Linked DNA regions of Homo sapiens: regions 2 and 3 are each linked to region 1. Evidence: read pairs that join two places in POLR2A ChIA-PET (ENCODE). Cell type or tissue: GM12878. All regions are shown on one strand. Links, peaks and the distances in the headings refer to the core of each region. The heading gives the core; the rest is flanking DNA.

What was found. Peaks named below come from ENCODE experiments on the same cell type or tissue, not always from the same donor. Only the 100,000 strongest peaks of a DNase experiment are listed, where the experiment ranks them.
Region 2: POLR2A ChIA-PET joins it to region 1 with 7 read pairs; 1 of 35 experiments calls an interaction of 5 or more read pairs at or near these places.
Region 3: POLR2A ChIA-PET joins it to region 1 with 10 read pairs; 1 of 35 experiments calls an interaction of 5 or more read pairs at or near these places.

The regions. Positions count from the first base shown.
Region 1 is chr2:74,295,076-74,300,075 of GRCh38, forward strand. All of the region lies in intron 7 of SLC4A5 (solute carrier family 4 member 5), which reads right to left. Among named protein-coding and RNA genes, the nearest start is that of SLC4A5, 46 kb to the right of the region's middle. In GM12878, for the core only: no CTCF peak of the experiment used is centred there; a DNase peak (open chromatin) is centred at 2,486; H3K27ac peaks cover 222 bases.
Region 2 is chr2:74,561,156-74,571,710 of GRCh38, forward strand. M1AP (meiosis 1 associated protein) reads right to left here. Exons shown (of 11, transcript NM_001321739.2): 8 at 1,062-1,268. Among named protein-coding and RNA genes, the nearest start is that of DOK1, 12 kb to the left of the region's middle. RefSeq lists an enhancer at 9,992-10,091. In GM12878, for the core only: no CTCF peak of the experiment used is centred there; a DNase peak (open chromatin) is centred at 5,699; H3K27ac peaks cover 1,761 bases.
Region 3 is chr2:74,038,322-74,043,321 of GRCh38, forward strand. The region is part of intron 3 of TET3 (tet methylcytosine dioxygenase 3); the gene reads left to right. Among named protein-coding and RNA genes, the nearest start is that of TET3, 56 kb to the left of the region's middle. In GM12878, for the core only: no CTCF peak of the experiment used is centred there; no DNase peak of the experiment used is centred there; H3K27ac peaks cover 822 bases.

The sequences.
Region 1 (5,000 bases), core at 1-5,000:
AGGTGAGAGAGACCGAGGTAAATCATATGACAGGTAAAGTGAGTGGAGTGAGTGTGTGTGTGTTGGAGAGGGGGCGCTGAGGAGAGGGGGCTCAGAAACCGAGAAGCAAGGAGATACGAGGAGACTCAGGAGGGCAGTGATGGGGGGTGGGAGTTGCCAAAAATATGGTAGGAAGGTGAAACTACAGAGGAAGGTGGCCAAGGGGAAACCTTCAGTGGCCAGAGGATTTTTAAGAACAGGGATATCTAATATCTCATTTTAAAAATTGAGTATCTCGGCCAGGTGCAGTGGCTCATGCCTATAATTCCAGGACTTTGGGAGGCCGAAGTGGGTGGATCATTTGAGGTCAGGAGTTCAAGACCAGCCTGGCCAACATGGTGAAACCCCGCCTCTGATAAAAATACAAAAATTAGCCAGGTGTGGTGGCGGGTGCCTGTAGTCCCAGCTACTCGGGAGGCAGAGGCAAGAGAATTGCTTGAATCTGGGAGGCAGAGGTTGCAGTGAGCAGAGATCATACCACTGCACTCCAGCCTGGGCAATAGAGGGAGACTCCTTCTCAAAAACAAAAAACACAAAACAAAACAAAAAAGAAAAAGAAAAAATTGAGTATCTCTACAAAGTAAACCCCCTCCATGGTTCTGAACCTTCAACAAAGCCTGCTGCTCACCTATGTGCCTTAAACGACCAATTTTGAGGAAACCACAGCAGGGCAGAACTCCATACCTGGGCTTTCCTGGAGGTGAAAGCAGAGAACAGATGCCAAAGGTGAAGCACTGTGAGACTGAGTCCACCAAGCAGGGACTTGGAGCCAGGGCAACGCTGAGACTAGAAGCCTTTGGAAATTCACAGACATTTAAGCAAAGGTGTGGGCCTATTCTAGAATGTGGCGAGGAGGCTGGAGTCTATTTTAGTTAACCACATCGAATAAGGTTATAAAAACTTTATATTAGGATTTTCATTGGTTCACTTGCAAATTCAGGCTCTCAACCCATTTCCCCTTAAGGTCTTAAGGTCACTAACTCAAGATTCTCTCCTGGTAGGGTTTTTTGCTTGAGTTTTGTTTTTGTTTTTTAGGAGAACAGCCCTCTTGGCTAGGGAGGGAATGCAGTATATGTTGAAAATTCGGGGCGATCTTGGTTTTAAGGTGTTAAAGGGCAAGAAGAGAGTGGTGTAGAAACAGACTTCCTTGAGGTAATTTTAATTTGTCTTCCTTCCCCAGCCCCAGGGTTGGGGGGAGCATAAAAGGTCTAGAATGATCTTTATCCTTTCTCCTTTTTCTTCCTCCTTTTCTCTTTTCTCACTTCTCCCCTCTTCACCACTTCCTTCAAGATCCAAATTAAGTAGACAAAGGTGAGGAAGCCACCCCAATTTTAAAGTTTCAAACCCTAAAAGAAAGCCAATTGTCGGCCAGGCACTGTGGCTCACGTCTGTAATCCTAGCACTTTGGGAGGCCGAGGCAGGTGGATCACTTGAGTCACTTGAGGTCAGGAGTTTGAAACCAGCCTGGCCAACATGGTGAAACCCGTCTCTACTAAAAATACAAAAAAAAAAAAAAAAAAAAAAATTAGCTAGGTGTGGTGGCACATGCCTGTAATCCCAGCTACTCAGGAGGCTGAGGCAGGAGAATTGCTTGAACCTGGAGCGGAGGTTGTAGTGAGCCGAGATCGTGCCACTGCCCTCCAGCTTGGGTGACGGAGCAAGACTCTGTCTCAAAAAAAAAAAAAAAAAAAAGAAAGCCAGTTGTCTTTGCTCCCATGTTTGAAACGTGGCCTGCCTCAGGGACTCCTTAGTGCAGGAGATGTTTTAGAGATAAACTTATTTTCTATCCTAACCCTTGGCTCCTTTCTTATCAGAAAAGAAAGACAACATGAAACATGTCTTTGGTCCTAAGGCTTTGGAACCTTGTGAGGTTCCAGTGTCTTAATAGAAAGCCTTTCTCTCCTTTACTTCTCATCTTAGGGTAATTTTGATCTTTTGGTGATCCCAGCGCTGCTCAATACCTGGCAAATAGATGAAGGCTTGAATATTTTTCACACTCCTTCCATCAGAAGGATCTCATAAGCTTCTCAGTACCAACGAGGGCAGCCAAATCAAACAAATGCCCACTTTAGAGGAAAAAGATTTGGGCGTGGTGCTCTTAAATTGGGTTAATGTGTATAAAGTGAACCAACTATATGTTAAGTGCCTACCATGCACCATGCACCATGTGAGGTATCTAATATCTATTTATCTCTCATTTAACAACTCGTAGCAATCTGGCATGAACAACCATGCAGTTTGCCTAGGACCGATCTGGTTTTAGCACTGAAAGTCCTTCCTCCCTCATCCTGGGACAAGTCTCAGTCCTGGGCAGACTGAAACAATTGGCCACCCTGCAACAATCTTTCACTCTCCAGATGAGAATACTGAGACTCCAGGGTCTACACACCCCAGTTGGGCTTGACTGACCTTGTTTCTCTTAAACTGGCTCCAGTTCTTATTAGCAGCCTAGAAAAGTGGAAGTGCAACCACATTTCTAAAGCTGCTTCTAATCCTCTTTCTCCTAATGGCCTCTCAAGAGGTTTTCACAGCCAGAAAACACATTTTTTCCCCCCAGGGTAGAAACCCTGGCTCCTACTGACTTTCACCACAGCTTGATGATTCTATTCATCATATGAGTTCTGCTTCAGTCAAAATTGATTGGCTACTAAGTATTGACTTCCTAAATTATTAATATATTCACATTGGGGGAAGGTGTGGTAAGGAGGGAGAGAGAGAAAATAAATAAACCAACTGCTATGGCCTATTATTTCCTACCTATCTATTCCTTTCAACATGAGGCAATTTGGCTACTTGAAAGGACATCATTATCAGCCAGGGTCCAATATGGTGACTGACCAATGACATCTTATAAAGGAAAGCAATGTAGTGAAAGGGCAAGCACAGTCTTTGGAGTCAATAGATCTGTTTTTATTTCCCACATTCACTGATTAACATCTGCATTATGCTACATCTCTTTGAATCTTAGTTTCACAATCTGAAGATGGGGATAATAATATCTCCCTTTTACTGTTGGTGTGAGGATTAATTGAGAAGATGTAATTCCAGATTTCAAGCTATATTACAAAGCTATAGTAATCTAAACAGTATGGTACTGGCATTAAGACAGGCACGTGGACCAAGGGAATATAATAGAAAGCACAGAAACATGCACACATACATGGTCAACTAGTATCTGACAAGAGTGGTAAGAATACACAAGGTGAAAAGATTAGTCTCTCCAATAAATGGTGTTGAGAAGACTGGATATCCACGTGCAGAAGAATAAAATTGGACCCCATCTTATGCCACTGACAAAAAATTAACTTGAAATGGATTAAAGGCTTAAATGTAAGACCTCAAAACATAAAAGTGCTAAAGGAAAACAGGAGAAAAGTTGTTTAACATTGGTCTTGGCAGTGATTTCTTTTGGATATGGCACCAAAAGCACAGGTAACAAAAGCAAAAATAAACTAGTGCAACAATATCATATGAAAAGGCTTCTGCATGGCAAAGGAAACAATCAACAAAATGAAAAGGCAACCCACAGAATGGGAGAAAAGATTTGCAAGCCATATATCTGATAAGGGCTTCATACCCAAAATATATAAGGAACTCATACAACTCAATAGCAAAAAGAAAAAAATCCTATTTTTAAATGGGCAAAGGAAGCCAGATACAGTGGCATGTGCCTGTTGTCCCAGTGCCTCAGGAAGCTGAGGCAAGAGGATAGCTTGATACCAGGAGTTCAAGTCCAGCCTGGGCAACACAGTGAGACCCTTAAAAAAAGGCCAAGGATCTGAATAGATGTTTTTCTAAAGAAGACATATGATATGGTTTGGCTGTGTCACCACCCAAATCTCATCTTGAATTGTAGCTCCTATAATCCCCATGTGTCATGGGAGGGACCTGGTGGCAGGTAATTTAATCATGAGGGTGGGTTTTTCCCATGTTCTCATGATAGTGAATAAATCTCGCCAGGCGCAGTGGCTCATGCCTGTAATCCCAGCACTTTGGGAGGCCGAGGAAGGCAGATCACCTGAGGCTGGGAGTTCAAGACCAGCCTGACCAACATGGAGAAACCCCATCTCTACTAAAAACACAAAAATTAGCTGGGTGTGGTGGTGCATGCATGTAATCCCAGATACTCGGGAGGCTGAGACAGGAGAATTGCTTGAACCCGGGAGGCAGAGGTTGCGGTGAGCTGAGATTGCGCCATTGCACTCCATCCTGGGCAATAAGAGCGAAACTCCATCTCAATAAATAAATAAATTTCATGAGACCTGATGGTTTTATAAAGAGCAGTTCCCCTGCACATTCTCTCTTGCGTGCTGCCATGTAAAACATGCCTTTGCTCCTCCTTCACCTTCTGCCGTGATTGTGAGCCCTCCCCAACCATGTGGAACTGTGAGTCCATCAAGCCTCTTTTTCTTTATAAATTACCCAGTCTCAGTTATGTCTTTGTTAGCAGCGTGAGAATGGACTAATACAACAAAGAAATAGCCAATAGGTATATGAAAAAGTGCTCACCATCACTAATCATCAGGGAAATGCAAATTAAAACCAAAACCATAGTGAGATGTCACCCCATACCTGTTAGAATGGCTACAAAAAGCAAAAGATAACTAGTATGGGCAAGAAAGTGGAGAAAAGGGAACACTTGTGCACTGTTGGTGGGAATGTAAATTGGTACAGCCATTATGGAAAATAATATGGAAGTTCCTCAAAACATAAAAGTAGAACTAGTATATGATCCAACAACCCCATCTCTGGGTATACACCCAAAGGAAGCCAAATCAGTATCTTGAAAAGATACCCACGTGCCCATGTTCACTGCAGCATTATTCACAATAGCCAAAACAGAAACAACCTGCATGTCCACTGACAGATGAAGGGATAAAGAAAATGTGGCATATACAAATATATACAATGGAATATTATTCAGCCATAAAAAAGAAGGAAATTCTGCCATTTGTTTCAAC
Region 2 (10,555 bases), core at 2,607-7,606, 270 kb after region 1:
GGAGGAGGAGGAGAAGGAGGAGGAGGAGAAGGAGGAGGAGGAGAAGGAGGAGGAGGAGGAGAAGGAGGAGGAGGAGAAGGAGGAGGAGGAGGAGGAGGAGGAGGAGAAGAAGAAAAAGAAGGAGGTAAAAATGGCTTTCAGAGTTGTTTGCTCCTCTGCATCTGCATCTATCACATCTCATCTTGAAGCCCTTCCTATTTTGGGCACCTACATTGGCTGCCTTTTCTCAACAAACATAAATGAGCGCAAACACAGGTATACACATATGCACACGTGCAATGCAGACAGACCCCTAAGAACACACCAGCACACAGATGTGCACAGGCGCATCTACACCCACTGCCACCAATTTAGAGACCCAACCACAGACACACTCGGGCACAAAAACACACAAAGACACGAAAACCCATACAAAGGCTGATTTTTTGGGTCTCCTTTTATTCCCTTCTCCCTTCTTTTTTCTTCTGCTTTCCACTGTGTCTTCTTTCCTTTCCCTCCCAAAGTTCTGCTCTCCCTTGTCTAACTTCACAATCTCCTCTCTGGGGAGGAGGTGGGGGCAGGAGAACCAGTCTGCGCAAAGACAAAACCAAACCAAACAAGCGTCCAGTGCATCCCCAGGAGCTGGACCTGCTGGTGTTGTGGCTTCCTCCCCTGCCTCCCTGTGCCCTGGCCTGACATCAGGTTTCCACTCTGTGATGCTCCCTTTTCTCCTTCACAGCCACCCATTCCTCAGATTTCAGGTCCGTGTGCATGTCGTGTGTCCTCCAGGATGGCTCTAATTCCCAGTCATCACTGATGCCAATATCCCTTTTCTCTCCCAGTTTTTTGTTCTCAAACCTCATTTCCCTCCATTCTATTTCACTCCTTACCCTGCTGCCATAATCTAAGTGTTTACTTCCTTCTTCTGGCATAATTGCCTATCCTTGCTTTCTCTTCTTACTCTCTTACCACACTCCTTCAGCTCCGCATCCATTCCCTCATGGGCTCACTCCTCTCCCTCATCCCTTTCTCAAACTCCATTCGCTTCTAGATCTGTCCCATGAGATCTGGGCTCCACTTGCCTCCACATTCTTAAGGCTATCATCATGTGGGTCCTCAGGTAGCAGGGGGAAGGTGCTGGGCAGCATCAGTTCCCGCGTGGCCACCGCCTTTACCAGCAGTGTGAGGGAGTGTGACGGCATGATCACATAGAAGGTGCTGGCAGGAATTCTCTGGCTGTGTCCTGGGCCCGGTGGTTCCCCCTTGGCTAACAGCAGCCATTCCCTTTTCTGAAACAAGGACATACAGAAATACTGGTTCATCTTTAGTCTATGGCATGGTTTGAGGATCAGTCCCAATTGAAGTTTCCCTGACTTCCAGGGGTGCTGAGGAGGGCAGAGCCATTTAACTTCGGCCCTGGTAGGGAGGGACTTCCTGCATGAATCATCAATATCACAATGTACTACTCTTCCTCCCTGGTTTGAGATATGCCAGAGAGAGTATATAAAAGGGTCAACAATGGAGAGAAAAGTTAAGAAATTCCCTGTAACTTGAAGTAGGTGTTCATCCCAGAGGGGCCTACCACATTCAGCATACATGTGGACTTTTAAGAATTATAATTCTTAAAAACAGAGTCTTGAAGCCCATGGTGCGTGACTGTACCCGTAGCTACTCAGGAGGGTGAGGTGGGAGGATTCCTTGAGCCTAGCAGATCAAGGCTTCAGTGAGCCATGATTGTACCACTGCACTCCAGCCTGGGTGACAGAGTGAGACCCTCTCTGTCTCAAAAGGAAAAAGAAAAAAGCAGTGTCTTGAAACCAAGACTTGTATGGGGTGTTGTCTGTTGTAGAAATTCAGTTCTTCTTTTGAGGGTAATAAAGTCTGGTTGTTTGCTAACAACTGGGATTAGAATGGGCTGACTGGGCAGTATCCCTGGAATGTCCAGAGAGGGTACAAGGTAGTAAGGCCAGATGTGGTGGCTCACATCTGTAATCCCAGCACTTTGGGAGGCCAAGCCAGGAAGACTGCTTGAACCCAGGAGTTCAAGACCAGTCTGTGCAACATACCAAGACTCTACAAAAAATTAAATAAATAAAGATAGATAGATGATTGATAGATAGACAGACAGATAGAGAGAAGGCAGTGAAAGCAGCCTGCAAAGTGGGAGGAGAAAGAGAGAGCAGGGCCGGGAGCGGTGGCACACACCTGTAATCCAGCACTTTGGGAGGCTGAGGCGGGTGGATCACCTGAGGTCAGGAGTTCTCGACCAGCCTGACTAACATGGTGAAACTCCATCTCTACTAAATACAAAAAAATTAGCTGGACGTGGTGGCGCATGCCTGTAATCCGAGCTACTTGGGAGGCTGAGATAGGAGAATTGCTTGTACCTGGGAGGTGGAGGTTGCAGTGAGCTGAGATTGCACCATTGCACTACAGCCTGGGCAATAAGAGCGAAACTCTGTCTCAAAACATAAAAAAAAAAAAAAAAAAAAACATAAAGAAAGAGCAGAGGGAGAGGTGGGTGGGTGCAGGGCCCTTGAGATCATCTCAGCCAATCACAGGACAAGAAGAGTCAGGATTCTGGGGGCAGTGCCTCTGTGGATGATGGGTTATTATGGAACAGAGGGTGGCACTTTGCCATGTGCCATGGTGATGGCAGAGGTTAGGGCATGGGTAAGAAGAAGAGACAACCAGACTTCTGAGAAGATTTTGTAGATGTACCCTTTTAAATGAGCCATGAAAATGAGGCAATTTTTTTTGTGGTAGCTTTTCAACAAAAAACACAAAACTCCAGGAAATATGGAGTTAGAACTATCATAATCATCTCAAACTGTGTCCTCTTACTGGGGGTGATCTTCAGTTACATCTGGTACAAACCGTAACAACCTCCCTGCTACATAAGATAGAAGAAAACACATGAGTTCTGGCTACTCTTATATGAAAAGTTGAGACAAATAATAAAAGAGGAAAGGCAAAAAGGGGGAAAAGATTTTTAGAGGAAAGAGGATTATCAGTGTCTTGTGGAAGACAAATAGAAAGTGACACAGTGAGACAGAAAACACTTGCTGTAGCATGAGAGTTAGACCCCACGGGACACATGCTGGGGTGGGTGTAGGGGAGGCTCTGCACTTTAAAGCAGTGTCATCATTCTGTGCAGTGCGGAGCTCTGAGGAGGTCTGGTAGGCACAGCAAGTGGTAGGAAACCTGTTAACAGCTCCAAGAAAAACAGGTATGTACCATTCCTGCGGTTGCTGACCTCTTTGTGGGGTAGGACTTGACTGATAATTCGGGAGGCATGATGCATCCTCACTAGAAGGTTTTGGGGGTGGGACAGATGATTTGGGCATGGGAAAATTAGTCATAATCATAATTACAAACTTTAAAGGAATGCTTATCAGGCACCAGGTACTGTGCCAAGAGCTTTATGCGTGCCTTCAGAAGTTCATGCTTTCTTAGCATTTTGCTTCTATCTAGAGATGTGCTGTCTTCCTGAAGAACAAATCCAAATGTGCAGGAAAGTCAGCTTGATGCTTAAAATCCATCATGTTGGAAATAAATGGTATACAAATCATGGTGTGTGTGTATGTGGATTGTGGGTTGGACCTGCCCCTGCTCTGAGGACATGGCCTGTTTAAGCCTGGAAGGGATAGAAACCAGGAAGTTTCAGGGGACTCCATTTCAGTTGGCTTAAGTAACTTCTGATGGGGCTCAGGATTTGGATTATTAGTATTATTTTAAATCTTCTATTTTTACATTGATTCGTGCATTTACTTGTGAATTTTTTGTCTATTAAGAATTTATTCAGGCCAGGCACAGTGGCTCACGCCTGTAATGCCAGCACTTTGGGAAGCTGAGGCGGGCAGATCAACTGAGGTTAGGAGTTTGAGACCAGTCTGGCCAACATGGTGAAACCCGGTCTCTAATAAAAATACAAAAACATTAGCCAGGCATGGTGGTGTATGCCTGTAATCCCAGCTACTCAGGAGGCTGAGGCAGGAGAATCACTTGAACCCGGGAGGTGGAGGTTGCAGTGAGCCGAGATCACACCACTGCACTCCAGCCTGGGCGACAGAGCGGGACTCCATCTCAAAAAAAAAAAAAGAATTTATTGAGCGCCTATTATGTTCCAAGCACTAGGTGTGGGTACACAGAACCATGCCAGAACAATGACATCATGAGAAAAGAAAACTATAGATCAATATCTCTTATTAATATAGATACAAAAACCCTAACTACATATTAGCAAATCAAATTTAGCAACATATAAAATGAATTATATACTGCAACAAAGTAGGATTTATCCCTAAGGCTGGTTTAATACCCTCAAATCAACTGATGTAATATACTATATTAACAGAATAAAGAACAAAAACTACATAATCATCTCAATAGATGGAGAAAAAACATTTGGCAGCCGGGCGTGGTGGCTCACACCTGTAATCCTAGCACTTTGAGAGGCCGAGGTGGGTGGATCACAAGGTCAGGAGTTCAAGACCAGCCTGGCTAATATGGTGAAACCCCATCTCTACTAAAAAAATACAAAAATTAGCCGGGAGTGGTGGCACGTGCCTGTAGTCCCAGCTACTCAGGAAGCTGAGGCAGGAGAATCACTTGAACCCAGGAGGCGGAGGTTGCAGTGAGCCGAAATCACACCACTGCCCTCCAGCCTGGGCAACAGAGTGAGATGCCGTCACACACACACACACACACACACACACACACACACACACACAAACATTTGGCAAAATCCAACACCCTTACATAATAAAAATGCTCAGTAAACTAGGAGTAGAATGGAACTTCCTCAACCTGATAAAAACCTCTATAAAAAAATCCACAGCTAACCTCATATGTAGTGGTGAAAGAGTGGATTCTCTGCCTCTAACATCAGAAACAAGGCAGAGATGTCTGCTCTTGCTACTTCTATTCACTATTGTCCTGGGAGGTGTGCTGAAGACCAGAAGGTCATTTTCCACATTTTCTGTACTGTGTTAAGCTCTTTGGATTCTGGGTATGATCCTAGGGGTAGAGGCACCCATGAAGATATTGCGTGTGTCAACATCCTGGCCCTTGGGAACCAATGCTTTCTAAATTTGATTTAGAAAAATATAGTAATGTGACATTTCTCATATCAGAGAGCTATGGTGCAAAAGGTCTAGATAGATGTGGCAACAAGTACATGGGTGTGGAAAGGCAAGAAAGATGAATGGGGATAGGCTGTGGTGGAGGCAAGAAAGGCTTCATACCGAAATTATTTAAGCAGGATCTGGAAAAAAATGAGTAGATATTTGTCAGGTAGACAGAGGCAAAAGGAAGAGAACAGCATGAAAAAAGGTGTGGAGGTGTGAAACAGTTCAGCATATTTGGAGAACATTCAGTCATTTATTAGTGTGACTGGGGGGAAGATGCGAGGGGCGTAGGTGAAAGATGAAGCAAGAGAAACAGACAAAGCTAGGTCACAGGAAGCCCACTGACTCACGCTAGGCTGCTGTTCTAGCACCTGTCTATCCCCCCCACCCGCCCAGATGCTACACTGTAACCTCCATCATTCTGTTCTCGAATGGCTCCTGACCTGCCATCACCCCACTCTCAGCTTGGATTCTTGGTCTTGAGTCTTTGCCTATTTAACCAAGCACTTTCCATCTCCCCACCCAGTTATAGCCCAACTGGCTCATTGCCTGTGTACTTAGACTCCTGCTGAACACATCATGGCTTGAATCCTGTAACTTCTGTGGCCAATTAGGGCAGACATGGACTGTAAAGCTCTGGAATGTGTCTCCAGAGACTCTGACATTTTAAGTAGGAAACTGAAAGACCTAGGTGGTATTTTCATTTCTTTTTCTAGTTCACACAGACATGACTTTGTAATTGAAATGAGGATGTGGAAAGTGAGTCACTAGCTACATAACTAGGACTATACAGCAAGATTTGGTAATAGAAATGATATTTTCCTGGCAATGGATAGATTGATCTCATAAAGACTTGGAAAAAATTAATTTTATTTATATATTTATTTCCTACCACATTCCACAAAACAGCTATGCCAGTTTAGAAAAATGGAACAGCATAAAAAGATAAAATAAATAATTAAGGGGACTGGGTAAAAGAAAAATAAAAGTAGGGCAATAATACAGCCAGGATTAGATAAGCTCACAGAAATACAAACCATCCACTTTTGCTAGAAGGGAGCCCCATAGCCTTTCCTGATATAAAATGTGGGAGAAGCTGTCTGTGGCTTCTTATTGAGTAGTGAATATATTTCAGAGCACTCCTGCAATCAATATGCTGATAAATTTCATGTAGCTGTAGAGTGGTGTAGAGTTTGGGGCCTGAAGCCAGCCTTTCAATCCCTACTCTACCATTTACTCTCTGGGCCTCAAATTCCTCATCTGTAAAACAGGGATAATAATTCTTACTTCATAGAATGGTTATGGGGATAAAATAAGTTAGTAGCTGTGAAGTGTTTAGAACTGTGTCAGGTACATGGTAAGCACCATGAAGTGTTAACTTTTCAAAATGAAAACTACATTTAATTATGAATGTTTATTTAACTTTGTTAAATTAAAAATACGTGAATAATTCTTAGATATAGATCTATAAAAGCTCCAAAGAATGCTGCCAAAACACATAGCTTTCTTGTGGTCTGTATTAATCTAAGAGTGACATTTACGGGAGTGGTGGACAACACATATTTTTCAGAAAAGACTGGGAAAAGTCTTGCCTATCTGATGAAGTGATCATTTTCTGAGGAAAAGCAAGTGAAATACCTGAATAAAGCAAAATAATCTGTGAGGAAGACAGAAACAATTTTCAAGTGAAAAATCAGGGAATGAAATAACAAGCCTGTGATTGACTAAGGCTTAGAGTATGTGTAAAATGTAATTTGAAAAGTTACACAACATTTATAGTCGACGAGGACTGGTGCGTTGGCACTAATCACTACGACTTAAGGGCAAGTGAAGAGGCAGTGGTTGAATAAACTGAGCAATACCCACACTTGTAAGGAAATCCAGGAGCCTGAAAATGAAAACATGGTGAAGCCGGCCAACTGGCTAAGGGGAACTTAGAAGATGTGCTGTTATGTCTGAACAGATAGCAAAGGGGGAATAAATGAGCATTTAATAAACATCTACTTCTGCATCTAAGTGGGTTACAGTGGCCAGAGGCAGACTGGTTCTCCTGCCTAGAACAATCGGAAAAGCTGGATAATTTGTTGGAAGGCAGTAAGGAGTTGCTGAGGCAATGAGATCTAGAGGTAGCTAAGCCTCTGGAGAAGGAAGAGTCCGGAGAGATGAGGGAATTATTGCAGCTGCTTATACCCTGGGAGTATATGTTGATTCTGGGACAGAGGGCATGGTGGTAGTGGTGGTTGGAGAAGCTGAGAATCCAAGACTTCCACCTGTGGAGGCAAGTTCAGGAGAACAGAGAAACTAGCAGATTTTTTGGTGGAGACTTGGTGGTGGGAAGGGATGGGAATCAAGTCAATTTTCCCCCAAACACATTTGCCAAATATTAGGGCTCCATGGGGCAAAAGGCAAAAACACTTAAGGAGAAAGCTTCCAAAAAGTAGAATGTTTTAGCAGACTTGGGAGCCAGTGATTAGAGGTGGGACCTTCCAAAGGGAGGGGATATACATAATACACCAGGCTTTCAGTGGAAAACTCTGGAGGGCCAGGAACAAACCCTGGATAGACTGAGCATTAGCAGGACTGCAGCCCAGCCTTGACTCAGCACAGTTTCTAGTGAAACAGGATGCTCAGCCACCACTCTGTCTGCCTAGTGTGGGAAGGGTGAGCCCTCTCTAGAGAAAGCTAACACCAGCTGGAGTCTCTACAATTTATTTATATATGTTATTGCCAGGTGTGACAAAAGACATGTGCCACATGTCTGAAAACCAAGAGAAAAAAGAGACAATAGAAACAAATCCATAAGTGATCCAGGTATTGGGGTTAGGTGACAAGAACCTTAAAATAACCATGATTAGTATATTTAAGAAATTAGATGAAAATATGGAGAATTTCTTCAGAGAATTAGAATCTACAAAAATGAAACAAATGGAAATTGTAGAACTGCTAACCAACCACTATGTGGAAATCATGTGTTAGACATGTGCTGGGTGCTTTACACACGCAATATTTAATCATCTTAAAAACCACATGAGGTATATTTTATTGTCTATATTTTATATGTGATGGGACAAGAGTTACTAATGTGTGTGTCATGCACCTTCTCCCTCACTCTACTTTTTTTTTTTTTTTTTTTTTGAGATGGAGTCTCACTCTATCACCCAGGCTGGAGTGCAGTGGCGCGATCTCGGCTCACTGCAACCTCTGCCTCTTGGGGTCAAGTGATTCTCGCGCCTCCCGAGTAGCTGGGACTACAGGCATGTGCCACCACCCCCAGCTAATTTTTGTATTTTTAGTAGAGATGAGGTTTCGCCATGTTGGCCAGGCTGGTCTTGAACTCCTAACCTCAGTTGATCTGCCCACCTCTGCCTCCCAAAGTGCTGGGATTACAGGTGTGAGTCACTGTGCCCAGCCCTCCCTCACTCTACTTCTATTGATTAAAGGAGAAGCCTTATCAGCTTTATTTCTTAGTATTTTAAATAGGTAGAAAGAGACAGGACCTGAGAGAGAGGAGGACTACATTATGTCAGAGAGGCTAAGTCAATTTATAATATATGGCTGAGAGAGGGAGGAAGAGGATTGAGAGAGAACAGGGACTGAGGAGGTAGAGATAATTTGTGTGTGTGTGTGTATGTGTGTGTGTGCATGCGTGTGTGTGTGTGTGTGTGTGTGTGAAAGGTTCTAGGAACAGCTTCAGGTTAGAGATAATTGAGGAGTGGGGGAAGAAAATTTGAGAAATGTCATTATGGGTTATGAACTAGATCCTTTTTGGTGTCCTTTGAATACACAAATCACTTTAAAATTTACTTTTGGGCCTCTGATAGTGCTTCCATATATGCCATTTGTGCAGAGACTAAGCCACGTAGGGGCCATTAAATTTGTTAGGGTTACAAATAGATGAATACACCAATACTTAGTGAGGGTAAGCAAGTTGCCTAAGTTCACACAGTCGGGAAATAAAAAAAGCGTCAGGAACCTAAGGCCGTCTGATTCCACAGTCCAGGATTTTCCTGGACAACACAAATTATATTTTACTACAACATATTAGAAAACTGCCTTGCCTTGACTCCTCCAAAAAGAGAAGTAAGAAAGGGGGGAATTTCTATTCTGGGCCTAAATTTGACCAAAGCCTAGGAATTGGTTAGTAAAGTGGGGAAGCGATAGAAAAGGCACTATGTCAATCTGGAGTTTGGGTAGTCAAATTATATCTGAGACTTTAATCTCAAACATAGGATCCTATATTTAAAAACCTATTTGAAATATGTTTTTCTCCAAAAAGAAACAGCATACAAATGTCTAATGACAAGTGGAAGAAACTAGAGAGCTCCCATTCAAGAAGTACCATTTGAGTTTGGTCTTTCAGGATAGGGTAGGATTTGAACACACAGAGATGAGAGAAAGGTCAACATGAGCAAAGGCTCAAAGGTGGAAAAATTTAAGGTTTCTGTATTAATTTGGTTGGAGTGTATGGTACATGAAGGGGAATAATGGGAGATAAGGTGGGACCTTGAATATTAGGCTAAGGAATATGGACTTTATGGATAAACAATAGTAAGCCACAAAGTATTTTTCAGCTGAGTAGTGGCAGAATCAGTGCTGAATCAGATTAATCAAAAGATTAATCTGTTGGCATTATGTGAAATGGACTAGGAATGGGAAGCACTAAAAAAGCATTGAGACAAGTTGAGAGATTATTGCAGTATTAAAGGAAAGGTTAAAAGGGCTTGAATTAGGATAGTGATAACAGATGCTATAGGGATAGAATAGGCAAGGTGTAATACGTGATTGAGTATTGATACATAGAAAAACATGTGATAGGGGAATGCTTCAAGGAGATTAAGCTAGTGCCAATGTGCAGGGAAAACCAGAAGAGAGAGAGATTGGAGGCAGGGAAGCCAGTTAGGAGTTTACTGAAGAAGTCTTGGTGAGACAAGCAGTGGGAACAGGAAGTAAAGGAGAGTTACAACTCATGTTATGAGTGGAAAATTGATATGACTTAGTGATGGAGTAGGTGTAAAGGGTGAGATGGCTGAAAGTGACTGAGGTTTCAAGCCTGGGTGACTAGACAATGGCGGTGCTGCTATTAACAGAAAGGCAGAAGTTAGAATGAGAAGTTGGCTGGAGGGGAACATTACAGTGAAAAACAGAAGGCAAGAGAGTTAAATATGGAGCTGACTTGAAATCAGATTTTAAAAGAACATATGAAAAAGGTATATGAAAGAATAAAAAACCAAAGATGGAGTTAAAGAAGCATGGCAAACTTGTAAAAATAGGCTTAGGAGGTTAAAACCCTAAATAAGTCTCGTCACACTTAAAAATATTTGTGTTGAATTAATGAGCTGAAGTTTGTGAAAAGTTTGTACTCTATAACATACTGCCATTCAGGATTTTTGCTGCTTGGAGAAAATGTCATGTGAAAAACAAGAAGGAAGAGGCATTTAAACACTGTT
Region 3 (5,000 bases), core at 1-5,000, 260 kb before region 1:
TCTCCTAGTAACAAATTCCTGCTGCCCCTAGGTGATGGGAACACACCTCCAACTTGGGGAAGACCTAGCCTGGGATGGGCATACCCCCTTTCAGTGATATTGTGAAGCAGGGAAGAAACCTGATGGGGTTGGGTGTGAGGACCCAGCGAGGGCAGGGAAAAGGGGTTTGCACCTGGAAGTTGGCAGTAAGATGTGCAGCACTAGCACCTTGGGCTTCTCTGGAGGCCCCTGTAGCCTTTGCAGACCTCTACCATGTGTGCATTGTAATGGGTGCCATAATAGCAGAGAGATCACCAACTCTGCCTAGAGCTTCCATGGGTCATCTCAAAGTATAGGGGTGATGAGGCTTGCACCAGCCAGGTCCCTAGGGAGGAAGCAGTGACAGAGCTTTTTGAATGCATTCTAGAGACTCCGGTAGGTTTTGAAGGTGTGGCAGATGCCTGGTTCCCTAGGAGCAAATGGTGTAGTTGACCATACACTCTTACGAAAAGATCCCTAACAGAACGTGGCTGTGCACGGTAACTGTAGGCTCTGGGGCAGCCTGTGGTGGAAAGGACTGGTCAAGGAGGACTTTCTCAGGGAGGGATTGATTCTGTTCCTTGTCTCACTGCTAAATTTAATCACTTAACCTCCATAACCACGTTTCATCCCCATCTGTCTGCTAGTGCCTTAGTTCAGGTCCTTATTGTTACTAATCTGGACAGTTGCATAGTCTCCTAACTGGTCTTTGGGTCACCAGCCTCGAACCCTGCAGTCTGTCTTCTGCAAGATGCCTGAATGCCCCTCCTGAGATGTAAATCTGCTCTCTGTAGCATTCAGGCTGTGGTCCACACACCTGCCTCCCCTGCCTTTGCGATCAAGATACACTCAACAGCTTATGCATCTCCAAGCCTGCCAGGGCTTATGATTCTGTGCCTTTTCACATGCTATTCCTTCCATCTGGAACTCCTGCAGAATTCTTCCCCTTCTTCCAAAATACCTGCTACTTTCTCCAGCCTCTCTGAGATTTCTTTGAGATAAAACCTTCCTGGACACCCACCTGCCCACCTGCCCAGATAGCTGTATATACTGAGCCACCACAGGCCCCTGTAGATACTGCTTTCACAGCACTGATATGATTTAGGGCATTGACTTATATATAGGCCTTTTTCTTCCTTTTCATCTTAAAACTTTTTGGGGTCCTGAAATACATAGTCTGGTCTATTGTCAGGCAACAAATCACCCCAAAACACAGTAGTATAAAACAGTAATCATTTTGTTATGCCCAGGGATTCTGTGGATTGGGAAGTCAGAAGTGACAACAGCATGGGTAGCTTCTATATGTTCCTTAATATTTAGGGTCTCAGCTAGGAAGGCATAAAAGCTGGAGGTAACTTAATGACTGGGCTGGAATCCTCGAAGGGCTCCTTCACTCACACATTTGGCAGATGATGGCAGCTGTTGGCTGGGACCTCAGCTGGGAATGTCAGCTGACTCCTCCATGTGGCCTCTCCACATGGCCTGGGCTTCCTCACAGCATGGTGACTGGGCTCCAAGAGTGAGAATCCCAAGAGAACCAGGCAGAAGCTGAATTGCCTTTTATGATCTAGCTTTGAAAGTCATGTAGCATCACTTCTATTATCACGAGCCCACCCAGATTGAAGAGGAGGGAACATAGACCCCCACCTCTCCATGGGGGAAATGTCCAAGTCACACAGTAAGAAGAGCATGTGGAATGGAGGGAATGTTGTGGCTATCTTTGGAACACACAGTATGTCACACGTATTAAGCACTCGATGCATATGAATGGCATTCTTAAACTGAAGATTGAAGCCAGGGTGGACAATGAGGAAGAGTTATGAAGTTGGTGGCTGGGAGTCTTAAGAGAGGGTATGTTCAAGAGATTGTAGAGTGGAGAAGAGTGTGTGTGTGGTGTGTGTGCATGCACACATATGTGTGGTCAGGGAGGGGGCTTGGGGATACATAGAGTTGCTTAAAGGACCGACTGTCAGGTGAGACAATTAAAACATACACACAGAAGGACCCAGATTGGGAAGGCAGGGATGGAAAGGGAGGAGATAAAATTGAGAGACAGTTCACATTTAGAATTGTTTGGATCCAATGACTGCACACATTGGAAGAATATGGGTAACATTTGGGTTGGGAATGTTGGTGAATGCAAAAATAGGAAAGTTGGGAAAGTTGCTCTCAGGAGGGAGAGTTCAGTTCTGTTTTAGACAAGCTGACTCTCAGTGGGCTTACGGCATGGTCTAGGGGTTGGAGCTAGCTGGAGGGTAGTTGAGAAGTCCAGACAGAAAGCAGACATTTAGACCAGGCATGGGGGCTCACACCTGTAATCCCAGCACTTTGGGAGGCCGGGGCAGGAAAATTGCTTGAGCTCAGTGGTTTGACACCAGCCTGGACAACATAGCAAGACTTTGTCTCTACTAAAAATAAAATCAGCTGGGCATGGTGGTGCATACCTGTGGTCCCAGCTACTTGGGAGGCTGAGGTGGGAGAATCAGTTGAGGCTGCATTAAGCCACGATCGCGCAACTGCACTCCATCATGGGCAACAGAGCAGCAAGACCCTGTCTCAAAAAAAGGAGCATCTCACAGTGATGTTTGCTGGAGCCCAGAAGGGCATGAGAATTGAGGGGAAAAGCGGAGGGTTTCTGAGCTGGGATGGGTCTGAGCTGAGGCTTCAAAAGGGCTAAACTGGTCCCCATCCTCCTCTGGCATTGTCCTGCCTCCCTGCCGATAATTGCCAAATAGCTGCTTGCTTTTCTTTTCCGCATCTCCATTGATAAGAACTTGTTTCCTCTGGTTGTTAGGGGGACTGGTTTCAGTGCATTTTCTAGTATCTCTAAGTATTAAGCAAATTCTTCCCTAGATGGAACCTAAGCTTTTCTCTCTCTTTACCCATTTTCTAATTCCATCCCTTAAGGCCACTCAAAACAAGTCTAATTCTTTTCCCAAACAGTAGGCCTTCAGATGTTTAAAGACTTTCTGGAGTTTTATCTTGTTCAGAACCAAAAGGGAGCTGTTCCTCTTGTGGTTTTGAACCCTCATGCTCGCCTTCCTCTCTGCCCAGAGGGTGCGGCCCCACAGGGAAGCCTCCATTCAGTGGGGGACTGTCTGGGTCACAAGCAGGGCTGTCACTGCTTGTGCTGTAGTCCTGTTCAGGTCAGGTCATAGCTGTGTGTGTCAGACTGGGTCAGAACCCATTAGTAGACCCCGAAATCAACTTAGAAGGTTGCAACCTGCATTTAAAAATAAAGAAGAAAGATACATTAATGTATCTGTTAAGGCGAAGTACTGTTTTACAAAACTTGTATATAAGTAGCTAATGGATCACAGCATAAAATGTATTTCTTACTGTGGATTGTAGTGAAAATTTTTGAAAAAAACTGGGTTATAAGACCCTTTGAAGCTGCCACATCACATCATACTGGGTGTGCCATCAGTTAGCTCTCAGGATTTTACCTCTTCTGATTCCTAAGACATTTTTATGGGTACCGCTGCTGCTATTATGTGCTTCTTCCATCTTTAATTTATTTGCACAGATGTGGCTTGGGGCCTAAGTATGAGACCCTGTTTACCCTTTTAGATTTTTTTTCTTTCTAGCCTGTTGACCTTTTGGCACCTGGTTCTGTCACTCAACATAGCTTTATCCCTTCTATTTTCAACATCTACTTATTTATTAAGTGAGCCTTCTCTATCATTATTGATAAATATGTTGAACAGGATAGTTCCAAGAACAGAGCCCTGTGGCAGACCACTAAAGACCCTTCTCCCAGTTGATACACCTCTTGTACCCTTTGAGCATGGTCATTTAACCAGTGGTGAACCGGCCCTTTCAGCCTGTAGTTCTCTGTAGCTGGCCTCAAAAGGGTCATGGCAGACCTTGTGAAACTTGAACATCCACAGCCGAAGTTGCAAAGTCAAAGGCCTACAGGGGGTTGGCAGGTAACACAAGTGAGTGAAGTGATAATTAATTCAAGCAATTAATAAGTAATTCCTGACCCCAGCCTTGGTTTCAAGAAGGCAGTGTGGAGTGGGGAAGCTGGGGGTGAGTTGGAGTAGTTATATCCTATGTAAGGAGTAGCCACTGCTCAGTTACAGACATAGTTGCCCATAGAAGTGTGGATCTTCAAGAAAATCCAGGTTTCATGTGGAATTTGATTTTTGAATGTTGGCAAAACAAAAACATTAACACCATATAGGCAAGTAAAACAAACTTGTGGGAGATTTGGCCCGAAGCTCTCACCTTTGTGACCTGTCAGCCACAGTATCTCCCCATTTACTGTCCAATGACCCCATGACTCAAAGCACTAAGATTGTTTGGATGTTGGTAGGTTAATGGCCTTCTGTGGACCTGACTCCTTGTGGTTCTTACCTGGGCTGTTCTTAAATGCAGCAGACTGAGAGTTGGGAAGGACGCTTCTCCTTCTCTTGCCTGTTGGCCCCGTCTCCTGCTGGCAGGTTTCCTCCAGCATTACTGACAGGTGTTGAGAAAGGTATCAGTGGGATCTCTTGGTTGGGAAATGGGAATTTAGAGTTTCTTAAGATCTTCCTATCCATACTGGCTTCACTTACCTCATATCTACATCTACTTTTCCCTTTCTCCTCTTTTTGGTCCGAGGAGCATTTTCCTTCCCAGGGAATTCAGAGGCACAAGAGCCATCCTAGCCCTTCCTTGTTCTTATTCACACACCAAAAATAACTTTTTAAATCCCTTTTAGTTGTCTTGACCATTTTGGGGAAGCCTCCACTCATGTAGCATTAGTCTCCCTGACACTGTTTTTGTAAATCTGTGCTACTCTCGGGTGTTTCTTCTTGGTTATGCATGCTCTTTCCGTCTTCCTACATAAGCATGTAAGATTTGACCACTTCAGATTGTATAGCCTTGTTAGCCACATTAGTTTAGGCTTCTAAGAAAGAAGAGAGTGCTGGGTGATCTGCCACATTCCTAGACTTCGGAAAAGTAGTCTCCCACTGGGGTCAGGGAAAAGCTGATAT